Linked DNA regions of Homo sapiens: region 2 is linked to region 1. Evidence: chromatin loops called from intact Hi-C (ENCODE). Cell type or tissue: B cell. All regions are shown on one strand. Each heading gives the region's core, and the rest is flanking DNA. Links, peaks and the distances in the headings are about the cores only. Region 1 overlaps MADD (MAP kinase activating death domain). Region 2 overlaps SPI1 (Spi-1 proto-oncogene).

Region 1 (5,364 bases), core at 250-5,249:
AGTGGTTTCTGAGTTCATAAAACATTAACGCTAGAAGGAACCTGTCTTCCCCTACAGCATTCACTCTTCAGATGATGAAACTGAGCTGTGACAGCGGAAAGTGCATTTAACTGGTCCCAGGTGCTCAGCGTGATCCTTGTGCCAGGGGCCGTGGTCACAACCGCCTGGAGGTGGGGTGAGGCAGAATCTCAGTGTTGTGATTGTGCTGGGGTGGAGCTGCACTAGGTGGCTTTGGAGTCCCAGCCAGCAATAAGCCAGCAGCGGGTTCAGACCCATATCCCCGGTGGGAGACAGCAACCCAATCCAGTCCAGGACGCTGGGCACCAGAAAGGTGTCAGGGCCAGGGCCCCACTCTGCTCTCACTTCCCCCATGGGGAGCCTAAATCCGAGCATCTGTTTCCTTTTGGGCGCGGGAAGCCAGCAGGTCTCAAATTCCCTGAGAGTGCAGCCAGGTTTTTCCAGGACAGAATTCCATGAAGGCAGCTCCTAGGGGAGCTTCTGGGAGTTCTATGCAGTGGAAGACACTCCTGGCCAGGAGTCCGGGGCCCTGTGGGAGGCCCTGGCTGAATCACCACACCTCTCTCGACCATACCCACCTGTAAGGGAACGGAGAGGGCCAGGGCCTTGGCTTTCTTTCACTTAATCTCAGTTCAGGTGAGGACGCCCAGTCTGGCTGCTCCCTCTAGCAGCCTGTTCATTCATGGCAGCCCAGCTCTCTGCAGGGCCCTCAGGTGCCCAGGAAGGAAAGCTCCTCCCGCAGCCTTGCTCTAGGAGCCCAGAACAGGGGAGCTGGGGCCTCCGTGTGCCAAAGCTTGGACATGGATGACCTCATCTCCTTCCTTCCTTCCAGCCTGAGGTGACTTTTTAGAGTCCAGGGATAGCTTTCCTCAGGCCTGAGCCAAGAGGAGGTGTCATTTAACACAAGGCAGCCAGGGAGCCTGAAGGGAGTTGAGGACATTTATTTCACATTCACACAACTGTACATTTTCTATAAATAATGTGGGGCTGAAATATTTACAGTCATTTCTTGCCCATACCCAGGCTGTCTCTCCCTCCTGACACCCCGTGCCTGGAGAGACAGCCTGCAGACAGATGTGCAAACCCAGCTTGGTCTTTCCTGCCCCCTCCCTGATGCTCAGGCAGAGCAGCCAGCGGTCCCTGGGACTCCACTAGCCTCGACCACTCCATCCTCTGATGCCGAAGGCATGGCAGGCCACAGGGAATTCGCCGCTCCACTGCAGTCACAGAGGCTGTGGCAGGCAGCAGCCAACACTGCGGGCCCTGGGCAGTAGCTGCCGGCTTGGGAATGCAGAAGGAAGCAGGGAGGCTGCCACTCACTCCGGCTGCCCCCCAATTCTTCCCTTCCTCTCTGTGCCCTTCCTCTGAGAGGGTGAGCCCCAGGGTTCCCTCACTCCTCACAGAGTGAAACTGCTCCAGGCGCCCAGTCATGCCGGGTCACAGAGAAGGGAGAGCCAGACTCTTGCAGTGGACAGTTATAACGCCAGGGACAAGGACAAGGAACCACAACACAAATGTCTCAAGGACACAAAATAGTGGGTTCACACCGGCCCCACAGACTGTACACATTCTTGAGCCCTGAGGGGAAGGCAGTTTGGTCTTCTGGGAGTGGAGAGGGAGAAGGTGGACACGCTCAAGACACACTCAGAGGGACACATAACCGGTAACCAACCAAGCCACAGCAGGGGGCTTGCAGAGGACACACGAGCATCATCCACTCCTCAGTCACAGCAGCATCGTGCACTTGGGAACAGCAAGGGGCCAGGGGCGTGCCCTGGGCTGGGGCAGCTGCGTAGCCCCTCTCCATCAGCTAGAGACAGGCCGGGGCGGGGTTCTGAGATCTTCCTCACTGCTATGAACTGCAGCCACGTACGAGAAGAGACATAATACGGAGTAGCAGATTTCGTGGGCCTAGAGGAGAGAAAACCAGGCGGATCACGATACTGAGACTCCTCCATCTCCATATGTGAAGGATCTGCCAATGGGCAACTCCTGCCCTAACACTGGGCATGGGCCTCTGGGCTAAACGTGAGCTCCAAGCAAGGAAGCTGTCCCCATGGGAGAGGGGATCCGTGTGTGTGTGTCTGTCTCTCAGGGCTCAAGACCTGTTTCAGCCTGAGTTGAACCTTTGGCAACAAAACGAGGTCCCCACTCACCCCTGTGCGCTCAGAGGGCCCTCCCCTCCTCCTGTCCGAAGGTCCCCCAGGGAGCCCTGCGCACCGTGGCCCATCAGGGTTGAGCGGCACACTCACCATTGGTGTCTTGTACTTGTGGCTCACCACTTCTTTAATTTCAGGAACTAAAACCGGACGGGCAAGAGACAAAACAGAAAGTTCAACACTAAGAGCAATCGTGCCATGCTCCCCCAGGCGGCAGCGCCCGGCGTCAGGGTCCCCTTCCCCTCTGTGGCCTCTCACAGTGGCTGCAGCAGCTTAGGCTATGACAGGGCAGAGGCCACCAGAGGCTCTGTCCAGACTCTGCCAGCTGGGAGGACATGGCCCTAGCCTCCTCAGCTAGGCCTCTGTCATCCGCAGTGGCGTTTACTTGATGGCCGTGATTCTACCCACTTCTTTGAAAGCCCTGGATGGGAGGGACGGGCCTTTCACCAGCCTGGTCACAGCTACTGTCCAGGGCCCCTGAGGAGCTGCAGTGGGGAATTCCCAGGTTTTGGCTGGGAGGAGAGAGCTCTCTCTAGCTTGTGTCCAACTTTGCTGAGACACCCGTGAACTCGTCACCAGCCTGAAAATTGGGTCATGTTAAACACAGTTCCCGTTATTCCCAGCCCCCTACACAGAGGGTCTTGAGGCTGGATGAAGAGGTAACATGATATAAACCCACAGGATGTGGCAGTGTCCTTCCCTGAGTGGCAGGAGAAGCCCAGACCTGCCTGTGTGAGGGAGAGCGTCTGAGGGCTCTGGAGCAACACACCCAGCAGAAGACAGGCGAGTACAGCACCCAGGGAGGGAGGTGACAGGGAGCATCAGGCAAAATACACACATGTCCACAGCCCAGAAGGCAAGAGTGAGAGTCCCCCCGCTCCAGCCATGCAGGGGTTCTGCTTGGCCAGAGGAAGGAGTAGGCCCCCCAGGCTCAGCCACCATCATGGCCCCTTGAGACTGGGAGCAGAGGGGCCTGGCATCTCCCTGGGGGCCAGAAAAGGCAGGAGGAGAATTGGCCGTACCTTCTTCTGACCCTGGGAGGTAGAATTTGGGGGAACCCAGGGTCAGCAGGGAATAAACTCATCAAAGGTAGAGCAAGAAGCCCCAGGCCATTCTCCCGAGTTGGAAGATTCCCCCAAGTATCTCTCTGACAGAAGAGAGAAGGGAACACACGGGGAGGAAAGTCCAGTGAGCCGGTGAGAAGGGGGAGGCAAGGTAGGAAGAAAGAGGGTAGGGGAGAAAGGAAGAGACGAGCTGGCAGTGTGAGGAGCTGGTTCGATGGGAGCTACCCACCCAGGGCAGGGCCCAAGGCAGAGACCTGGGGAGAGGCAGCACGAGCCGAGGTCACTTTACCTGCTGGAGAACGAAGGTTTTCATAGCAGCGATGAGGGGCACAAAAGAATGAAGCACAAACACAGCAGGAACTCAAAGCCCCAGGGTGAGAACCCACTACACCACTCCCTAGCGCTGGCTCCCAGCTTCCGGCTACAGCTGTCCCGCTAGACTCCTCTGTCCCTCAAGTGAGTCTGCCTGCGACGCCCGGTGCCCCTTTGTCTGGCACAGAGGCCAGGTGGAGACCAGAGCGGCGCCAGGGAGGCTGGCTAGCGCACTGGGCTGCTAGAGAGATTGCAGCAGGTGACATGGACATAGTGGAGCTTGGGGGTCGCCAGTCTGCTGTGTCCCAAACTTTCTGACCACTGGCTGGCCCAGCACGGGGAGGTGGTGCTACTTCACTGAGCTGCTTCAGGACCACCTCTAAACTCGAAACCCACCTGAGGCCCCATTTGCTCTTCTGCGATCCATTATCTATCTTTCCCTTCCACATCCCGGCTCTCATCTCAGGGGTCCCTTTTCTTCCTTGTCACTCCTGCTCCTCCTGACTTCTCTACAGAGGTTCTTCTTCTCCCTGCCCCTAGACCCTCCTCTGGAGCTCCGAGGTTTGAGTTACTGCCATGTGAGTCCAGACCTAAGAGCAAAATAGTGTAATTACCAAATTCCTCCAGGACAAAGACGCCTCGAACTGTATTGCACTTTTTAATGTGATTCAGCTCTATGAAAACCTGCAAGAGAGGGAGGGAGGCCGGGGTAAGGCCCACAGGCTCCACCCCTGCCCCACACAGCACACTCTCCCAGCTACAGCCCCACCCACACAAAGAAAGTCTATTTCCCAAAGAGAGGACAGAAGAATCCACACGCACACAACTCAAAAGCGCTAAGAAGCGAAGATAGCAGAAAGGGCATGTACCTTCCGCTCCTGGCCGGAGGAGAAAGCATGGGAGAGAAATGAAGGCGTTAGTTTGAATGGTCAAACCCAACCCGAAGGCCCTGCTGCTGGCCTGGGCTGCCCGCCCGTACCCTCTGCCCAGGGCAGTGCTTGTAAGACACAGTGCCCCAGGGGTCCCCACTCAGCCCATTAGGTCTCTACCCTTCCATGCATCCTCCTCCGGCGCAGAGGGCTGGCACGGGCGCAAAGCTCCCCTCAGACTGTCCTCAGGGTGGGAGGTGTTGGTATCCTCCTTGAAACAGGATCCAGGATCTCCCAAGAGGTATGTGGTGATAATAATATCAGCTACCACTTGCTGAGCACCTACTTGGGGTTTTACAAATACGATTTCTAATCTCTGCACCTACTACGTGACACAGTAAATAGTATTACCCCCATTTTCTACATGAGGAAACTATGGATCAGAAAGTTTCTTTGCCCATGAACGTGGAAGCTGGGCTTCAAATCCAAGCATGTCCTCACACCGAAGCCTGTGCTTTTCCCATTTACCCCAGACTGCACAGCTCCACCAGGAGGTCTGCTGCCTCCTCCACTCCAACTGAACACTGTGTGGCAGAATAGGGGGCAGGTCGCTATCTCATTACTAACTGTGAGGTGAGATTGAGAACCCGGGCTTTCCTCCCCTTCTCTGCAGTCTATCTTCTAGGGGCCAAGCCTTCAACCACAGACTGGCTTGGATGGCTGCCCAGTGGGGCTATGCCAAGGGCAGGACGAGGAACAGGGCAGAGCACCTGGGCGTTGCTCAGCAAGATCTCATCTTCAGAGGCCACGGCGCTAAAATGTGGTCAGAAGTCTGCTCCCCAAGAAGTACTGACACCTTTGTGGTCCAGAAAAGCACTTAGGTAGACCCCTCTCTGGGATGGTCCTAAGGTCTTTGGGGTTGGCTACTGCCCTAAGTCCTAA
Region 2 (5,364 bases), core at 289-5,288, 46 kb before region 1:
TGGTAGGGTGGGCTCCCAAGGCAGCCCCGGTCCCCCAAGCCCAGCCCTAAGGGCCACAGTGACTGTTATGCAATCCTGGGCCACACGCTGCGGGGGCGGGGAGGCCTGATGACTGTTGGGAAGGCTCCTGGGTGTGCACGGCCCTGTGTCTGTGCCAGTAGGGGGAGGAGGACAGGGAGGAGGGAGGAAGGTGGGAGGAAAGAAGGAGGACAGGGAAGAGGGGGAAGAAAAGGAGGACAGAGGGGAGTGAGGAGGGGGAGGAGGAAGCAAAGGAGACGGGGAGGGGGATGCAGTGAGGAGGGAAGGAGGAGGATAGGGAGGACTCAGGAGGGAGAGTGAGGGGATCAAGGCCCTCCATGCGCTCGGCCCCTAAGTCTGCCTGGGTGACCCCTGCACCAACCGTCAGTGTGGAGGGTCATTGTGGTGCCACTCTTGCCCAGGCTGTGTGAGAGGCATAGGCTGTGAGAGTGGGGCTGGGCAGGCAAGTGTGTGCTGTGCGGTTGAGTGTGCAGGTGGAATGTGAGTGGCTCTGGGGGTGTGAGTGTGTGTGTTGATGGCTGGAACGTGGTGTCATGTGAGTGTCAATCAAGGAGACTCTGCGTGTGTGCATGAGCTGAGTGTACAATGTCTCTGTGAGGTGGGTGACCTCTGAGTGGGTATGAAGATGTGTGTGTGAGGGATAGTGTGCAGGCGCCTGCATGGGGGTGGGTAGGGGCTGTGAGAGTGAGTCCTCGTGTGGGATTATGAGTGTGAGGGTGACACAGGGATCGTGTGGACATGTGCATCAGTGTGACCAGGAGAGGTGTGTGGGATGAGGATGGGGGCACACAGGCGTGAGTGTGAGTGTGAGCGTGAGGTGGCTATGGGGAGTAGCCCAGCAGAGGGGGACCCTGGTCCTCTTCTGACCTCTCACCCCCAAGGTCCCTGTCACCCCTTTTCAGGCCTTCTGGGTCCCCTGCCCCACTCTCTGTCCCAGTTCCAGGCAGAGGGAGGGCTGTAGGTCCAACGCAGCCACTGAGCCAGGGAAGGTGATGGGGACCCAGCGTGCGGGGGTGCTGCAGGCCTGGCTGGGGTCTCCCACCATGGTGCAGGCCCTGACACCTCCTCTCTCAGCAGCCATCAGAAGACCTGGTGCCCTATGACACGGATCTATACCAACGCCAAACGCACGAGTATTACCCCTATCTCAGCAGTGATGGGGAGAGCCATAGCGGTGAGTACGGGGCCTGCCACGCCCCCATCCCCCAGCCCAGCCTGGGCTCCTGGGGTCTGGAGAGAGAAAAAGAATAAATGATTCCCAGGACTTCTTTGGAATTCTGAGAATCAGATCAAGTTTGCTCTCAAAGGCAGTGAACTGCAGCATCATCGCTGCACCCCCACACCTGAGCCTCCATTATGGAGCCTCTGCAGTGTGTCAAGGTGCGGGGTTCATTTCTTCCATGGTTATCTGCTGGTTCTGTCCTTGTGGTCTTCTTTATAAACAAGGAAACAGGCTTAGGGTGCTAGGAGACTTGCACAAGGTCACACGGCTGCTGGGTGGAACCCAGGTCTGTCCGCTCCAGGTCCTGTGCTTTTTTTTCTGCCCCTGCCTAACTACCCACCTCCTCCTCTCTGTTCTCGTCACTCTCTGTCCCAAACTCCCCGCCGGCACATCCGCACTTCCTGCCATGTGTGGTTGGCAGGGTTTCCTAACTGTGGCACTGCTGACATTTTGGGTGGGATGATTCCTGGGTGGGCTGTCCCGGGTACCGTAGGAAGCTTAGTGGCATCCTTGCTTCTACCTACCACATGCCAGGGCCATGGCCAATCATGACAACCAAAAATGTCTCCACCCATTGGCAGATCCCCCCGGGAGGCAAAATCACCCCTAATTGGGAACTGCTGGGCCGAAGGAAAACCTATGAGAACCTCTTGTTCAGCAGAGGCCGAGGCCCCCAGTTTGCTGAAGTGGGAGGAAGAGGCCTGGGCCAGGGTGTCCTTCTGTCTGTCCAGTCCTTCTGGGTCTGACTGTCTGCCCCATAGCCCAGCCTCCGTCCTGGAGCAAATTCAGGGGATGGGAGAGAGGCATTAGGTGCCTGGGACCTGAGCAGGGGGCTGCGGGAGGTTGCCCAAAGTGGATCTTGGCTTATTGATGTAGACATCCCTGACCCAAAGCGAGGTGGCCTAGTCAGTGGGTGAGTCGTCACTGGGGAATTCCTCAGGGCGTCTGGGACCCGGGCAGACCAGCGACTGGGGTGTCTGCACCTCAGAGGGCAGAGGCCCACAGCCTAGGAAGGTGTCACTCCTGAAGGCCACCCCTGCGGCCAGTCATGCCTGTAGCTCCATTCTGCAGATGCACCTGTGGCGGTCTAAACCTGATGGGCCCAGCTAGGGATCCACATGTGCCTGGTCCACATTTAGGGCCCCAGATTCATCCGGAACTCAGACTGGAAGCCATATCCCAGGGGTAGGCGGATATGCCTCCAGGCCACAGCTGGGAACGCACAGGCATCTTTTAGAATCTTTCAGGGCTAGAAAGCCTTTAAAATATCCTTTTTAATTCCTTCAAGCTTATTTGTAATTATGTAAAAAACACATCCTCTTGGTGGGAAACCCAGGCAATGTAGAGAGAAAGTCCCCCTCCCCCAACTCCATCCCCAGCTCTCCCTACCAGAGTGAAGAGCCCGGTCTGGGGGACCCAGAGACCACGCACCCACCTTCCCAAGCGGTTCCAGGACTCCAGGAGGTCCCGCTGGGCCCTGGGACAGGCGCCCCCTGGTGGCTCGGGTCACCACAGACAGTGCTGTCAGGCCTCCTCCAACAAGGACGCATTCTCCCTGGCCCAATCCCTCTTCAGTTCACTGGGCTTGGGTGCGTTTCCTTTGGGCCTTTTGCAGCCTCAGTTTTCCTTCCTGTAATATGAGGGCGCTGCCCACATAGCTGGAAACCAGTGAGCCTGGGGCTGGGCCTGATGGAGTGAGCACTTTAGAGAAAGCATGTGTTTTCGTGGCTCAGGGTCCAAGCAGGTTCCTTATATCTCAGGTGGGACTCTAGGAATGACTCCTGATTGGATGCCTGGGCACCCCATGTTGGTCATGAACCCCTAGTTCCTCCAGAGACTCCACCAGTGTTCCCAGGTGTCCTCGGCCTTGGCTCTGTCCCACTCTTAATCACTGCCAATCAGGGCATTTGGGCTGTCCTTTTCTTTTTTTTTTTTTTTTAGGACAGTCTTGCTCTGTTGCCCAGGCTAGAGCGCAGTGGCCCAATCTTGGCTCACTGCAACCTCCGCCTCCTGGGTCCAAGCGATTCTCTTGCCTCAACATCCCAAGTAGCTAGGATTACAATCGTGCACTACCATGCCTGGCTAATTTTTGTATTTTTAGTAGAGATGAGGTTTTACCATGTTGGCCAGGCTGCTCTCAAACTCCTGACCTCAAGTGATCCACTTGCCTCGGCCTCCCAAAGTGCTGGGATTACAGGTGTGAACCACCGCGCCCAGTCTGTCCCTTTTTTTTGATACGGAGTCTCGTACTGTCGCCCGGGCTGGTGTGCAGTGGCACAATCTTGGCTCACTGCAACCTCCGCCTCCCGGATTCAAGCGATTCTCCTGCCTCAGCCTCCCAAGTAGCTAGGATTACAGGCGCCTGCCACCACGCTCAGCTAATTTTTTGTATTTTTAGTAGAGACAGGGTTTCACTATGTTGGCCAGGCTGGTCTCGAACTCCTGACCTGGTGATCCGCCTGCCTCAGCCTCCCAAAGTGCTGGGATTACAGGCGTGAGCCACTGCGCCCGGCCGGGCTGTCCCTTTTTATACCCGCTGGAAGGTATCGTCTGAAGACTCAACCATAGAGACCCCCACACACTTCTGTCAATTCCTGCACGTCCTCTTTGTCCACATTTTTAGGTACTGAAGCTTAGTGAAAAAGCTTTGGCCCAGCCCTGGCTCCATCACTTACCAGCTGTGAAAACTTGGGGCAAGTAACATAACCTTTCTGAGTCCCTATTTCCCCATTTATAAAACTGACAGCATGAAAATACTTACCTCCTAGGGCTGTGATGATTCAGCGAGGTAAGGCATATAATCTCTGAGGTAAGGTAACGTGCAGAGGACGAGGCCCGTGCTAGCTTCACTGCATTCCTCAAGGCAGGAGGGACAAAGCGGCTGGGGAGTGGGAAAAGCACAGAGGGCTCTGTGAGAGACCAACTGGGTTATTTTCCACTGACCCAGGGGACAGTCAATCTGCCACCCACCCCCACATCCATGCACTCACCCTCCCATCCACCCACCTACTCGTCCATCCTGCCAGCCGCTTCCCATCTGATCCACTTTTCCTCCCTATTCCATCCATTAAATAGTTTCTGAGTATCAGACACTCTTGTAGGCTCTGGGGAGTCCATGATGAGCACCAGACAAGGCCACTGCTCTCACAGAGCTCACTCTCCAGCGAGGGGATGGGGACATAAGGAATTAAATAGGCTGGGGCGTGGTGGCTCATGCCTGTAATTTCAGCATTTTGGGTGGCTGAGGTGGGTGGATCACGAGGTCAAGAGATAGAGGCTATCCTGGCCAACATGGTGAAACCCCATCTCTACTAGAAATACAGGTGGTGGTGCCCACTTGTACTCCTAGCTACTTGGGAGGCTGAGGCAGGAGAATCGCTTGAACTCCGGAGGCGGAGGTTGCAGTGAGCTGAGATCGCGCCACTGAACTCCAACCTGGTGACAGACAAAGCGAGACTCCAGCAAAAAAAAAAAAAAAAGAATCAGACAAAGAGACCATTTTCTGCAGATGTAATGCGGAGTGTCTACATGGGGGGCTGCTTTCATTTGAGTGGTCAGGGAAGGCCTTTGAGGTGGCAGCTGAGCTAAGAGAAGGAACTCGTAATTCACATGTGACCATAGGTAGGGGAGAGGTATTCAAGGTAAAGGGAACAGAAAATGCAAAAGCAGAAAGGACCCTGACAGAGGACCAGAGAGGCCAGTGAGCACAGGGCAGGGGACAGAAAGGGAAGCCAAAGGGGTCAGCTGCTCACGCAGGGCGAAGGCCATGGCAGGCATTTGGATTTTATCATACACACCATGGGAAGCCACTGGGGAGTTCTGAGCAGGGAAATGACATGACCATGATCTGAATAACCTTCTGTGTATGTGTGTGTGCTGAAAATTTAAATACATTTACAATCTTTTTTTTTTTTTTTAAGACGGAGTTTCACTCTTGTTGCCCAGGCTGGAGTGCAGTGGTGTGATCTTGGCTCACTGCAACCTCTGGCTCCCAGGTTCAAGCGATTCTCCTACCTCAGCCTCCTAAGTAGCTGGGATTACAGGTGTGCACCACCATGCCCAGCTAATGTTGTATTTTTTAGTAGAGATGGGGTTTCACCATG

What was found. A loop is a pair of places that touch in the nucleus more often than their neighbours do. Peaks named below come from ENCODE experiments on the same cell type or tissue, not always from the same donor. Only the 100,000 strongest peaks of a DNase experiment are listed, where the experiment ranks them.
Region 2: it touches region 1 in a loop (1.9-fold over the local background); 2 of 110 quality-filtered maps call a loop at or near these places.

What each region holds. Positions count from the first base shown.
Region 1 is chr11:47,325,611-47,330,974 of GRCh38, reverse strand. MADD (MAP kinase activating death domain) reads right to left here. Exons shown (of 37, transcript NM_001376571.1): 34 at 4,423-4,431; 35 at 4,168-4,237; 36 at 2,271-2,317; 37 at 944-1,929. The coding sequence ends at 1,825. Among named protein-coding and RNA genes, the nearest start is that of MYBPC3, 24 kb to the left of the region's middle. In B cell, for the core only: no CTCF peak of the experiment used is centred there; a DNase peak (open chromatin) is centred at 2,334; H3K27ac peaks cover 679 bases.
Region 2 is chr11:47,371,482-47,376,845 of GRCh38, reverse strand. SPI1 (Spi-1 proto-oncogene) reads left to right here. Exons shown (of 5, transcript NM_003120.3): 2 at 1,117-1,213. Among named protein-coding and RNA genes, the nearest start is that of SPI1, 4.4 kb to the left of the region's middle. RefSeq lists an enhancer at 2,179-2,680. In B cell, for the core only: CTCF peaks have their summits at 2,551 and 2,753 (motif pointing left); a DNase peak (open chromatin) is centred at 2,755; H3K4me3 peaks cover 747 bases; H3K27ac peaks cover 2,750 bases.